2 separate regions of the Homo sapiens genome follow, and region 1 is linked to region 2. Evidence: chromatin contacts called from ENCODE Hi-C or POLR2A ChIA-PET data. All regions are on one chromosome and are shown on one strand. Each heading gives the region's core, a stretch centred on a gene start or an enhancer-like site at or near the end of the contact. The rest is flanking DNA. Distances are from core to core; before and after follow the strand shown. Region 1 overlaps PAFAH1B1 (platelet activating factor acetylhydrolase 1b regulatory subunit 1). Region 2 overlaps METTL16 (methyltransferase 16, RNA N6-adenosine).

The links. A loop is a pair of places that touch in the nucleus more often than their neighbours do. ChIA-PET counts read pairs that join two places held with the same protein, here RNA polymerase II (POLR2A). Pooled maps may share reads with other maps.
Region 1: a loop to region 2 is called in a pooled map, with 2.8 times the contacts of the local background. The contact joins two enhancer-like sites. A Hi-C loop is called at or near these places in 1 of 168 maps with a recorded cell type or tissue (endothelial cell of hepatic sinusoid) and 2 of 50 pooled maps. POLR2A ChIA-PET finds 5 or more read pairs at or near these places in 6 of 52 experiments (A673, K562, MCF 10A and 3 more).

What each region holds. Positions count from the first base shown.
Region 1 is chr17:2,619,992-2,627,292 of GRCh38, reverse strand. The region is part of intron 1 of PAFAH1B1 (platelet activating factor acetylhydrolase 1b regulatory subunit 1); the gene reads right to left. Among named protein-coding and RNA genes, the nearest start is that of PAFAH1B1, 30 kb to the right of the region's middle. Within about 2 kb of position 2,837, at least 5 of the 41 ENCODE cell types and tissues checked have a DNase peak (open chromatin) inside an H3K27ac peak, as active enhancers do.
Region 2 is chr17:2,487,003-2,494,362 of GRCh38, reverse strand. The region is part of intron 2 of METTL16 (methyltransferase 16, RNA N6-adenosine); the gene reads left to right. Among named protein-coding and RNA genes, the nearest start is that of METTL16, 21 kb to the left of the region's middle. RefSeq lists an enhancer at 3,197-3,266 and a silencer at 4,926-5,025. Within about 2 kb of position 3,067, at least 9 of the 41 ENCODE cell types and tissues checked have a DNase peak (open chromatin) inside an H3K27ac peak, as active enhancers do.

The DNA of each region.
Region 1 (7,301 bases), core at 1,588-4,087, 130 kb before region 2:
AACTGGATCCTCATCTCTCACCTTATACAAAAATCAACTCAGGATGAATTAAGGACTTAAACCTAAGACCTGAAACTAAAAATTCTAGAAGGTAACACTGGAAAAACCCTTCTAGACATTGGCTTAGGCAAGGATCTCATGACCAAGAACCCAAAAGCAAATGCAATAAAAACAAAGATAAATAGCTGGGACCTAATTAAACTGAAGAGCTTTTGGATGGCAAAAGGAACAATCAGCAGAGTAAACAGACAACCCACAGGGTGGGAGAAAATCTTCACAATCTATACATCTGACAAAGGACTGATATCCAGAATCTACAATGAACTCAAACAAGTCAGTAAGAAAAAACAAACAATCCCATCAAAAAGTTGGCTAAGGACATGAAGAGACAATTCTCAAAAGAAGATATACAAATGGCCAACAAACATATAAAAAATTGCACCCAGGCGGGGTGGCTCACGACTGTAATCCCAGCACTCTGGGAGGTCGATGCGGGCAGATCACAAGATCTGGACTTCAAGACCAGCCTGGCCAATATGGTGAAACCCTATCTCTACTAAAAATACAAAAATTAGCCGGGCTTGGTGGCACGCGCATGTAATCCCAGCTACTTGGGAGGCTGAGGCAGTTGAATTGCTTGAACCAGGGAGTCAGAGGTTGCAGTGAGCCAAGATCGCGCCACTGCACTCCAGCTCTGGGCGACAGAACAAGACTCCGCCTCGGGGGGGGGGGGGGGGGGAAGAAAGGTGATGCCGGTTCAAGTTTGTCATCAACTCTATAACCTGAGTAATTAATCTAAATTTTCTACATAGTAGCTAACATCTAAGGCACCCTTTAACTCAGATTATTTCAGCCTGTGAATTTTCTAACTTTAACCTTTCCAACCTTTAACATGTATTTTTGCTATCAGAAAGCACAAGTATATGATTGAGTTATCATACTTATTTTAAGAATACAATTTTACCTTTCCAGTTGCCTTTTAATGGTTAACACATAATCGCAAAATACCACATGAAAACAGAAATAATTTTTTTTTTTTTTGAGACGGAGTCTCACTGTCGCCCAGGCTGGAGTGCAGTGGCGTGATCTCGGCTTACTGCAACCTCTGCCTCCTGGGTTCAAGCGATTGTTTTGCCTCAGCCTCCCGAGTAGCTGGTATTACAGGTGCATACCACTATGCCTAGCTAAATTTTTTTGTATTTTTAGTAGAGACAGGGTTTCACCATGTTGGTCAGGCTGGTTCCCAACTCCTGACCTCAAGTGATCCACCTGCCTTGGCCTCCCAAAGTGCTGGAATTACAGGCATGAGCCACCACGCCTGGCTTTTATTAACGTTTTTCTGTTTTTCTTGAGACAGGGTCCTCACTCTGTCACTCAGGCTAGAGAGCAATGGCATGATCGATCATAGCTCACTGCAGCCTCTAACTCCTAGGCTCAAGAGATCCTCCTACCTTAGCCTCCTGAGTAGCTGGGACAACAGATGCATGCCACCATGCCTAGCTAATTTTTTCTTTTTACCCCCAACCTCCGCTAGAGACGGGGTCCCGCTATGTTGCCTAGGCTGGTCTTTAATTCCTGGGCTCAAGCGATTCTGTCACCTCGGCCACCCAAAGTGCTGAGATTACAGGAAAGAGCCTCCATGCCCAGCCTCTAATAAATGGTTCTTAAATGGAGTAAACATTTTTTAAAGAAAGAGTTTAGAATATTTTGCAACGAACAATCTACATTAACCAACAGTACAAATAAATCAGGCAATATTTTCATACTACCTGGTATAGAAGTTCTTAACCTTTTTTGAGGTTACTGGACTCCTTTGAGAATATAATGAAAGCTAAGATCTTTCCTCTCAAAGAAGCACATATGAAAATAAACAAAATATTGCATGTATTTTAAGGGGGTTCACAAATCTTTCCAAAGTCAAAATAACGAATAAGAAGATTTAATATTTTTGAAATGTATTTTGGCAGTATTCCAATATTCTTTTAAGCTACTTGCATATATGACAAACAAAATTCAAAGAGTCTGATTTTTTCATTTGCATGTCAATATCCAGACTTTCTTAGACTGATATCAAGGACACTGTTGCTTAAGCACTAGAAACAGAGGCTTTAGTATGCTTTTGGAATGCAGAATTCTTAAGCATTCTCTAGTCTAATACTATATCCACGTATCTGCTATCCAATGCAGCATCTAAGACAACAATGTGTTTATTGCTAGGGTAAGTACCCCACCACAAAAAGAGAAAGTGGAAGAGTTAAAAAAAAAAAAATAGAAAGTATAAATAATTATATGTTAACAGTAGAGGCGCAATGACATGAAAATGGAAATCATCGGATTTATTATCAGATGTAGAAGGAAGAAATAAAGACTTATCCGGTAATTCATCAATTATCAATGGTTCCTAACCTCAAACTGTCACTTGCCAAAGCTTTATTTAAAAGGTCAGCAGAGGCCGGGCACAGTGGCTCAAGCCTGTAATTCCAATATTTTGATGGACCGAGGCATGCAGATCGCTTGAGCCCAGGAGTTCAAGACTAGCCTGGGCAACACAGAGAAACCAGGTGATATGGTTTGGCTGCGTCCCCACAGAAATCTCAACTTGACTTGTATCTCCCAGAATTCCCATGTGTTACGGAAGGGACCCAGCGGGAGGTAACTGAATCACGGGGCCAGTCTTTCCTGTGCTATTGTTGCGATAGTAAGTCTCACAAGATCTGACAGGTTTATCAGGGGTTTCCATTTTTGCTTCTTCCTCATTTTTCTCTTGCCCCTGACATGTAAGAAGTGCCTTTCACTTCCTATCATGATTCTGAGGCCTCCCCAGCCATGTGGAACTACAAGTCCAATTAAACCTTTTCTTGTTCCCAGTTTCGGGTATGTCTGTATCAGCAGCAAGAAAACGAACTAATACAGTAAACTGGTAACAGTAGAACGCGGAATTGCTGAAAAGATACCCGGAAATGAGGAAGTGACTTTGGAAGTGGGTAACAGGCAGAGTTTGGAACAGTTTGGAGGGCTCAGAAGACAGGAAAACCTGGGAAAGTTTAGAATCTCCTAGAGACTTGTTGAATGACTTTTACAAAAATGCTGATGGTGATATGAACAATAAGGTCCAGGCTGAGGTGGTCTCAGATGGAAATGAGGAGTTCGTTGGGAACTGGAGCAAAGGTGACTCTTATTATGTTTTAGCAAAGAGACTGGCAGCATTTTGCCCCTGCCCTAGAGATTTGTGGAACTTTGAACTTGAGAAAGATGATTTAGGGTATCTGGCAAAAGAAATTTCTAAGCAGTAAAGCATCCAAAAGGTGACCTGGGTGTTTGAAAAGTATTTCGTTTTCAAAGGGAAGCAGAGCAACCAGGGGCAGTGGCTCACGCCTGTAATCCTAGCATTTTGGGACGCCAAGGTGGGCGGATCCTCTGAAGTCAGCAGTTTCGAGACCAGCCTGGCCAACATGGTGAAACCCCATCTCTACTAAAAACACAAAAATTAGCCAGGAGTGGTGGCTAATCCCAGCTACTGTGGCTGGGATCCCAGCTACCTGGAGGCTGAGGCAGGAGAATCACTTCAACCCAGGAGGTGGAGGTTTCAGTGAGCAGAGATCGCACCACTGCAGTCCAGCCTGGGCGACAGAGCAAGACTCCATCTTTAAAAAAAAAAAAAACGGGGAAGTAGAGCATGAAAGTTTAGAAAATTTGCAGCCTGACTATATGATAGAAAAAAAAACAACATTTTTTGGCCAGACGCAGTGGCTCACGCCTGTAATCCCAGGACTTTGGGAGGCCAAGGCGGGTAGATCACAAGGTCAGGAGATTGAGACCATCCTGGCTAACATGCTGAAACCCTGTCTCTACTAAAAATACAAAAAATTAGCCGGGTGTGGTGGTGGTCACCTGTAGTCCCAGCTACTCGGGAGGCTGAGTCAAGAGAATGGCATGAATCCAGGAGGCGGAGCCAAGATCATGCCACTGCACTCCAGCCCGGGCGACAGAGTGAGACTCCCTCTCAGGGAAAAAAAAAAAAAAAAAAAAAAGAAAGGAAAAACCCATTTTCTGGGGAGAAATTCAAGCTGGCTGCAGAAATCTGCATAAGAAGCAAGGAGCCTAATGTTAATCCCCAAGACTATGGAGAAAATGTCTCCAGTCCATGTCAGAGAACTTCCTGGCAGCAGCCCCTCCCATCACAGGCCTGGAGGCCCAGGAGAAAAAAGTGGTTTCATGAGCTGGGCCCAGGGTCCCCATGCTGTGTGCAGCCTAGGGACTTGGTACCCTGTGTCCCAGCCACTCCAGCTGTGGCTGAAAGGGGCTGACGTACAGCTCAGGCTGTGGCTTCAGAGGGTGGAAGCCCCAAGCCTTGGCAGCTTCCACGTGGTGTTGAGCAAGTGGGTTCACAGAAGTCAAGAATTGAGGTTTGGGAACCTCCAACTTGATTTCAGAAGATGTATGGAAACGTCCAGATGCCCAGGCAAAAGTTTGCTGCAGGGACAGGGCCCTCATGGAGAACCTCTGCTAAGGCAGTGCTGAAGGGAAATGTGGGGTCAGAGCCCCCCATACGAGTCCCTACTGTGAGTCCCAGCTGTGAGAAGAGGGCCACTGTCTTCCAGACCCCAGAATGGTAGATCCACCGACAGCTTGCACTGTCGCCTGGAAAAGCTGCAGACACTCAAGGCCAGCCGGTGAAAGCAGACAGGAGGGAGGCCGTACCCTGCAAAGCCGCAGGAGCAGAGCTGCCCAAGACCATGGGAACCCACCTCTTGCATCAGCGTGACCTGGATCTGAGACCTGGAGTCAAAGGAGATTATTTTGGAGCTTTAAAATTTGACTGTCCCGCTGGATTCTGGACTTGCATGGGCCCTGTAACCCCTTTGTTTTAGCCAATTTCTCCCATTTGGAATGGCTGCATTTACCCAATACCTATACCCCCATTGTATCTAGGAAGTAACTAGTTTGCTTTTCATTTTACAGGCTCATAGGCAGAAGGGACTTGCCTTGTCTCAAATAAGACTTTGGACTGTGGACTTTTGGGTTAATGCTGAAATGAGTTAAGACTTTGCAGGACTGCTGGGAAGGCAAGATTGGTTTTGAAAGGGAGGACATGAGATATGGAGGGACCAGGGGTGGAATGATATGGTTTGGCTGTGTCCTCACCCAAATCTCAACTTGCACTGTAGCTCTCAGAATTCCCACGTGTTGCAGGAGAGACCCAGGGGGAGGTAACTGAATCATGGAGGCTGGTCTTTCCCATGCTATTCTCGTGATAGTGAATAAGTCTCACGAGATCGGATGGGATTATCTTGTTTCTGGTTTTGCTTCTTCCTCATTTTTCTCTTGCCACCACAATGTAATAGGTGCCTTTCGCCTCCTGCCATGATTCTGAAGCCTCCCCAGCCATGTGGAACTGTAAGTCCAATTAAACCTCTTTTTGTTCCCAGTTTCGGTTATGCCTTTATCAGCAACGTGAAAACGAACGAATACATACACCCCATCTCTACTAAAAAATACAAAAATCAGCTGGACATAGTGGCGCACGCCTGTAGTCTCAGCTACTCAGAAGGCTGAGGTGGGAGGGCAACACCTGGGATGCAGAGGTTGCAGTGAGCTGAGATGACGCCACTGCACTCCAGCCTGGGCAACAGAGGGTGACCCTGTCTCAAAAAAAAAAAAAAAAAAAAAAAAAAAAAAAAAAAAGACAGATTATCTACCATGCTTGAATAGCACGTATTATATATTATGGCTCTTAATCCAAATATTTTCCAGATGCAGCAATGAAGCAAGGCAGAAGTTATTCTCAGTCAAGAACTAAGTATCTTTTCAGGCCAGTTGCTTTCAAGAATCTGTTAAGCAATGTTTCCTGATAAGCTGGGTTCCATGACACCTTGCAAGTTACCAGATGTTTAGAATAGTAATTCCACATGGATGGAACTGGAGGCCATTATCCTTAACAAACTAACACAGGATTGCAAAGCCAAATAGCGCATGTTCTCACTTACAAGCGGGAGCTAAATGATGAGAACATGTGGACACATAGAGGGAAACCACACACACTGGGGCCTTTCGGAGGGTGAAGGATGGTAGGAGGGAGAGAATCAGCAAAAATAACGAATGGGTACTAGGCTTAACCTATGTAACAAACCTGCACATATACACCTCAACTTAAAAAAAAAAGGTAGTTTCAAAATAACAGCATTTTTTCAAATTCATTTATGAGACAGAAGATTTTTATTAATATGTATGACTATTCATATCACAGATATACTCTTGTTTTCAACAATTTTTGCCATTTTATTCAATTATCTTTAGTTTTGTACACAATCTATTAAAGGAAAAAATCTATTTTTTAAAAAAGCTGGTAAAGAATTAAAGATGTTTTGCCTACAATTTAGTGAATTAAAATCTGAATTTCAGTTAGAAAAGTAAAAGCAACTTTTTTTTTGAGACAGAGTTTTGCTCTTGTCACCCAGGCTGGAGTGCAATGGTGTGATCTCGGCTCACCGCAACCTCTGCCTCCCAGGTTCAAGTGATTCTCCTACCTCAGCCTCCCGAGTAGCTAGGATTACAGGTACGCGCCACCATACCCAGCTAATTTTTGTATTTTTAGTAGAGACGGGGTTTTACCATGTTGGCCAGGATGGTATCAATCTCTTGACCTTGTGATCTACCGACCTCGGCCTCCCAAAGTGCTGGGATTACAGGCATGAGCAACGGCGCCCGGCCACGCTACTTTCTTAGTTATGCTGGTTCTACAAGCTTTTTAAAACCAGACAAAAACTTAAACAGCACAGACAACCAGCATCCAACAGAAAAGAGACATAAAACTTGTTTATTCACTTTTAAGTCTTAATGTTCCTACCTAATAATCTATTTTTTAGATAATCAAAAAAGAATCAAACCAAAATATTATAAGATACTGAGTTAAGTTACAACAAAGTCACAAAAAGTAAAGAGAATTAGATAGGAATCTGATGTTTATAAACAATCTGTACATTTCCATTCTAAGGTGAATGTTACAGTTACAAGAATGTTCTGAATGCAGCATAAAGCAACATTACCTTACTTTAGGCTTAGACAATCAACTCACCAAATGCTTGGGGAATCTCACCTAAAGTTCTAAGCTACAAGGAACAAAATTTAATCAAAATAAGAGATTACGCACTTTCTTCTGAATATACTAAAAATCAGGTAGAATTTATCAAGTAGCATTTATGAAAATATGGGGCTGGGGCATATTTGTGGGGGCATATTACAAAGAGGCCAGGGCCAGAGGATTGCTTCAATCCAGGAGTTCAAAACCAGGCTGGGCAACA
Region 2 (7,360 bases), core at 1,818-4,317:
TATATATACCTACCATGTACCCACAAAAATTAGTAAATCTTGACTGGGCACAGTGGCTCACGCCTGTAATCCCAGCACTTTGGGAGGCCAAGGTGGGTGGATCACTTGAGGCCAGGAGTTTGAGACCAGCCTGGCCAACATGGAGAAACCCCATCTCTACTAAAAATACAAAAATTAACCTCCCAGCGACTCGGGAGGCTGAGGCATGAGGATCACTTGAACCCAGGAGATAGAGGTTACGGTGAGCCAAGATTGCACCACTGCACTCCAGCCAGGGCAACAGAGCGAGACTCTGTCAAAAACAAAAAGAAAAGAAATTAAAAGTAATCTTTAAAAAGTTTTTTAAAAAGACTTGTTACAGGGAAGAAGAAATGTGTCTGTGAGGCGATGGGAAGAGGATACGGCAGTCTTGAGGAGAACTTCCTTGTTTTTCTTTTAGAGATGAGAGCAATGTGAGCCTATTTATAGTTGCAACCTCGCATGGTTCGCAGGAACCTGTGGTAGACATAGGAGAGTCTACCTTGGTGTAAATGACCTGGCAGCTCCCAGAAATCTTCCCCCTTCCTGCTTAGGTAGGAGTTGTTGATGATTGTCTGCACTGGTAGAATGTTCTTCATTTTTACAATGGTTTTTTTTTTTTTTTTGAGACAGAGTCTCACAGCGTCACCCAGACTGGAGTGCAGTGGCCCAATCTCGGCTCACTGCAACCTCCACCACCTGAGCTCAAGCAATTCATGTGCCTCAGTCTCCTGAGTAGCTGGAATTATAGGCATGTGCCACTACAGCTGGCTAATTTTTGTATTTTTAGTAGAGATGGGGTTTTACCATGTTGGTTAGGCTGGTCTCGAACTCCTGACGTCAAGTGATCCGCCCGCTTTGGCCTCCCAAAGTGCTGGGATTACAGGTGTGAGCCACAGCGCCCAGCCTACAATGGCTTTGTATTTAATTCTGTCAGTTGTATTAAAGAAGAATTACTGGGCTGGGTGTGGTGGCTGCCTGTAATTCCAGCACTTTGGGAGGCCAAGGCGGGCGGATCATGAGGTCAGGAGATCAAGACTATCCTGGCTAACACAGTGAAACCCCATCTCTACTAAAAATACAAAAAAATTAGCCGGGCGTGGTGGCACGCACCTCTAATCCCAGCTACTCAGGAGGCTGAGGCAGGAGAATGGCATGAACCCGGGAGGCGGAGCTTGCAGTGAGCTGAAATTGTCTCAAAAAAAAAAAAAAAAAGAAGAATCACCAAAATATAAACTCAACTAATGATGGAAAAGAAATGTCACACAAAACATTAGACCTTCAGTGGGTCAGAGTGTCACTTATTTGCTTAACTCCTAAGTGGTCTCTTAAGGGAATCAGGGGTGTTTTGGAAAGGGGACATTTCTAAGTTAGTCTTGTTAAGTATCAGTCTTGAGGGTGCCAGTTCCAGCTGTGTTTTTTTTGTTGTTTTTTTTTTTTTTTTTTTGAGACGGAGTCTTGCTCTGTTGCCCAGGCTGGAGTGCAGTGGCGTGTTCTTGGCTCACTGCAACCTCTGCCTCCTGGGGTTCAAGCAATTCTCCTGCCTCAGCGTCCTGAGTTGCTGGGATTATAGGTGCCAACCACCACACCTGGCTAATTTTTTTATTTTTTATTTTTAGTAGAGACGGGGTTTCACCATGTTGGCCAGGCTGGTCTCAAACTCCTGACCTCTTGATCCACCTGCCTCAGCCTCCCAAAGTGCTGGGATTACAGGTGTGAGCCACTGTGGCCGGCCTTAGCTGTGAGATTTTATGTAATTTTCTTAGCTTTACTGAGACTGAATCTTCTCACCTGAAAAGGAGGGATGAGAGGACATCCTCATGAAGGTTAGCAGTTGTGTAGAATGACTAGCATTCTATGGACACTGAGTTCATGGTAGGTGCTCATATTGTTGTTAAGCCTGGTATAAGTAAGGTGGCAAGGATTGCTACTCTGATATCTTATTTTTCTCCCCTGCATGTCACTGCTTTGTTATAATCATATCTGACCATTGCAATTAGATTTTAGTTTGTGTTTTTTCACAATAATCAGTTCCATAGGGACAGCCTACAATTTAGTTCAGCACTGTCAGTTCAGCTTGAATAGAATGTGACACTTAACCGATTTGTTTTTATTTATTTATTTGTTTATTTTTGAGACGGAGTCTTGCTCTGTCGCCCAGGCTGGAGTGCAGTGGCGCAATCTCGGCTCACTGCAAGCTCCGCCTCCCAGGTTCACGCCATTCTCCTACCTCAGCCTCCCGAGTAGCTGGGACTACAGGCACCCGCCACCACGCCCGGCTAATTTTTTGTATTTTTAGTAGAGACAGGGTTTCACCGTGTTAGCCAGGATGGTCTCGATCTCCTGACCTCGTGATCCGTCAGCCTTGGCCTCCTAAAGTGCTGGGGTTACAGGCGTGAGCCACCGCGCCCAGCCCTATTTGTTTTTATTTTTATTTATTTTAACTGATTTTTTTTTTTTTTTTTTTTGTGAGACGGTGTCTCGCTCTGTCGCCCAGGCTGGAGTGCAGTGGCGCGATCTCGGCTCACTGCAAGCTCTGCCTCCCAGGTTCATGCCATTCTCCTGCCTCAGCCTCCGGAGTAGCTGGAACTACAGGCTCCCACCACCACGCCTGGCTAATTTTTTGTATTTTTAATAGAGACGGGGTTTCACCGTGTTAGCCAGGATGGTCTCCATCTCCTGACCTCGTGATTCACCCGCCTTGGCCTCCCAACGTGCTGACATTACAGGTGTGAGCCACCGTGCCCGGCCAACTGATTTGTTTTTAAACCAAAGACCTAGCATGGAAGGGCTTTATCATGCTGGGTAGACTGTACCATTTTTAGCACCTCAGTGACCATCTAAAGACTAGAAACCAACCTTGGAGTAACACTGGGAGGCTTTTGGCTTTTGTTTTTGTTGCATCAGGTTCAGCTTCTACAGGATTAGAATGATTGTTATTTTAACAATGGATTACAGAAATGTGTCTGTTCAAAATCCATCTGTAATGGTAATACTGTATTCATCAGTGGTAGAGCAGGAGTCATTCTGGGGAAATCGGCCATGAGCCTGTTGACAATAGGCTATTTTGGGAAGCTGAATGTGTTAAACAAACAACAAAGACTGAAAATGAATAAACTGCTGATTTTCACGTGAGAGCTAATTTTAGTTCCTGGGCCTCCCTGTGATCTCTGAAATGAGAATGAGAAAAGATCTTGCCTGTCTGTGTTCAGGTTTTTTGAATGTCCCAGAGTGCTAACGTGACCTAGATTCTTAACTAGTGAAGTCGAGTGACTTGACTTTGCCCAACAAAAGTATTTTTGACACTCAGACTAGTGTCTGGATCTTTTCAGAAAAGAAAATAAACAACAAAGTCTAACAATCAGCTCTTCATTGGTGTTCACTTTATTTCCTTCCATGAAACTAGCCTCAGCTTAATGTCTTGTACTTTTTTAGGATATAGTTCCTTGTGAATAAATTGTGTGCTCTAGTTCATCATTTTGTAAGTTGAATATATATATATATTTGAATAACAAGAATTGTTTATGTAAGCAACAACTTTCTTTGAAGGCCCTTGGAAAACATTAATTACATTGTTCTCTTGCCCAAAATGTCTCTTGAAGCTTTATGATGAGCCCTACAGCTGCAGCACTATCTTTTGGTGATTGCTGTCACTGTGTTACAGAGAGCAGATATTCTAGAACCAAGGACCTGTTTTCTGGTTTTCAAAAAAGGAATTATTTTTTACTATACAGACATTATAGACCCCTTAATGGGAAAATTAGAGAAATATATTTTTCCTAACTACATTTATAATGGTAATGTCACATACATACAAAAAGTCAGTTCTTTCACCCTAAAAGATGAAATTAGTCCGTAATCTCATCTTTCTAAGCCCTTGTCTTTATTCATACGTAGGAATTTTTGTGGTTGTAGTTGTAGTTACATACAATCATTCGTCGTCTTCTCCCCCATTTGACATTATACTGTAAGCATTTTGCATAAAGTTACAAAAGCTGTAATACATCCCCCCAAGCGAGTACAGTGCAGTCATTAAAAAGAATAAGACTGGGCTGATCCACATACACTTGTATGAAGAGAGTTTACATATTTAGTTAAAAAAAAAGTGGAATTATGTAATTAAATGTGTTTAGATAATACAGAAATGTGAGGTGAAGGAAGTCTCCACCCGACGCATCTACCCACCTGCGTGCATATCGAGTCCCTACTTACCTTCCAGACTTTTCCTCTGCATCTGTTTATACAGGGTCTTTTTGTTTTGTTTTTACAAGAATGCAATCAGAATGTACATATATACTTCTACTCAACTTCTTTTTCAAACGTAATATATTGAGGAACGCTCTTCATACAAGTATATGTAGATCAGCCTAATCTTATTCTTTGTAATAACTGTATAGGATTTTCTTGCATGGTTATATTATAGCTTATTTAGCCAATTCCATACTGATTACTTTTAGGTTGTTCCTAAATTTTCTGTAGTACAAAACTTAAATTTAACAGTTCCTCTTTTATCACTGGACTTATTTTTCTTTCTTTTTAAGCTTCACTGAATTTAGGGTAAGTCACTGGGCATTGCTAGGAAATCGCAGTATTCGTTTTTTTTTTTTTTTTTGAGTCTCGCTCTGTCATCCAGGCTGGAGTGCAGTGGCGTGATCTTGGCTCACTGCAACCTCCACCTCTCAGGTTCAAGCGATTCTCCTGCCTCAGCCTCCTTAGTAGCTGGGGTTACAGGCACGTGCCACCACGCCCAGCTAATTTTTTTTGCATTTTTAGTAGAGACGGGATTTCACCGTCTCTATTAAATGGCGATTACAGTTGCCTGCCACCACGCTCGGCTAATTTTTGTACTTTTAGTGGAGACGGGGTTTCACCGTGTTGGCCAGGCTGCTCTCAAACTCCTGACGTCAGGTGACCTGCCTGCCTCGGCCTACCAAAGTGCTGGGATTACAGATGTGAGCCACTGCGCCCGGCCGAAATCACAGTATTCTTAACTATGCCTGGAAAGGGCAAAGAGGTGTTTGGATGACTAGATTTTTCTTTTCTGTTAGTTGCTCTTTAGTTAGCATAGGAATGGCATTTAAAAGATCAGCCTGAAGGCCTGGCTTCAAGCTGCTTTATGCTTGTAATCACAACATTTTGGGAAGCTATTGCTTGAGGCCAGGAGTTCAAGATCAGCCTGGTCAATATAGTGAGACCCCTTCTCTACAAAAAATAAAAAAAAATAAAAAAAAAAGAATGAAAAGTTTAGCTTGATTGATCGAGGTACAATTTTTTATTTTGCCAGTAGGATTTTGGATTCTTTGGTTAACTTAGGGTTATCAGTAATGGTTGTTTCCATTGTTTCAGGATCTGTGTTTTTGTATATTACTATCTAATTGCTTATTTGACCCATGAGAGTGTTTAAAAAGTGGACATTTTCTTCAATAAGTCTTCTGTATCAGAGAGTTGAAAAGTGGGAAGGATGTCAGTACAGTACGCGAATAATAATTTAAGGCCACTTAATTTTTTTTATTGTTGTGAGAAACGCAACGTAGAATGTCCCATCTTAATCCAGTTTAAGTGTACAGTGTGTTAACCCTGTGCTTGTTGTTGTGCAGATTTCTAGAACCTTTTCATGAGTTAGACTACTTTAGATACCTTTACCTTAAAGTAGAATCATGCAGTATTTGTTGTTTTTGACTCGCTTATTTCACTTAGCTTGATATCCTCAAAGACTTATCCATGTTCTAGCACGTGACAGGATTTCCTTTTTTTTGTTTTTTTTAATTTGTTTTTTTGGTGGGTGGGGAACGGAGTCTTGCTCTGTTGCCCAGGCTGGAGTGCAGTGGCACTATCTCTGCTCACTGCAACCTATCCGCCTCCCGGGTTGAAGCGATTCTCCTGCCTCAGCCTCCCGAGTAGCTGGGATCATAAGCGCCCACCACCAAGCCTGGCTAATTTTTGTATTTCTAGTAGAGATGGGGTTTCACCATATTGGCCAGGCTGGTCTCAAACTCCTGACCTCAGGTGATCTGCCCACCTCAGCCTCCCAAAGTGTTGGGATTACAGGCGTGAGCCACTGCGCCGGGCTGGGATTTCCTTCTTTTTAAAGGCAGAATAGTATTCCATTTTGTGTATATACCACATTTGCTTTATCTGTTAATCTGTCAGTGGACCTTTAGGTTGCTTTCACCTCTTGGCTGTTGGGGTTAATGCTGCAGTAAATATGGGTGTGCAGATATCTTTTTGAGGTCCTGTTTTCAAATCTTTTGAGGTTTTTTTCATTTTTTAGAGTTGAAATTGTCTATATTTAAGGTGTACTGCATGATTTTTATTTTATTTTATTTATTTTATTTTATTTGAGACTGGGTCTTGCTCTGTTGCCTGGGCTGGAATACAGTGATGCGATCACAGCTCACTGTAGCCTTGACCTCCTGTGCTGAGTGATCCTCCTGCCTCAGCCTCCTGAGTAGCTAAGATTATAGGTGTCTGCCACCACATCTGGCTAATTTAAAATTTTTTTTTGTAGAGACAGGGTCTCTTTTTGTTGCCCAGGCTGGTCTTGAACTCCTGGGCTCAAGCAATCCTCCCGCCTCAGCCTCCCACAGTGCTGGGATTACAGGTGTGAGCTTCCACACTCTGCCCTCATTTAATCTTTAGCTGATTCCACAGTGGTTTCTAACTCTACCACTACCAAAGCAGCTCTTTAAAAGGTCTCCAGCAGCCTCATGTCACTGACTCTGATTTTCAGGGCTCCGTTGCCTTCTGAGCAGCAGGTCACTCTGCTGGTTGGTTTATCCTTCATGGATACCCTCTTGCCTTGGCCTCCTCAGCACCACACTGGAAAACTGGTTTTCCTTCTTCCACTCTGGTGTTCCTTTGTCTCCTTGTGGAACTTCCTCTGTAATGACTGTGCATACAGCTATTAAAGGAGTTTTCAAAGCTTGCGCCGCAGCTCTCTTTCCTTCGCACTTTATATTTTCTCCTTCATCGCTGTTATCCGTGCCAGGGCTTCACTTGTTTGTTTGCAAATCACTTACATGTTTATTTCTACACACCTCTTCTCTGGGCTCCATCTCCGCTTAAATGTCTCAGATGCAGCTCAGATTTATATTTCTCTTCAAAAACGGTTCTCTGCCAGAGTTACTAACTTCAGTTAGGGTGGCACCGCCTATCCTGTTGAGCAAGCTAGAACCTTGGGAGACTCATGTGAAACACAGCATCCCTTAGCTCACATATCATTTCGTTGCTAAATCTCACAGATGTTCTCTCCAAAATATCTCTAATTCCTTTCACTTTTCCCTATCTCTGCCATTGCTACCTTTATCTAGATATAGCCTTTTTTTTTTTTTTTTTTTTTTTG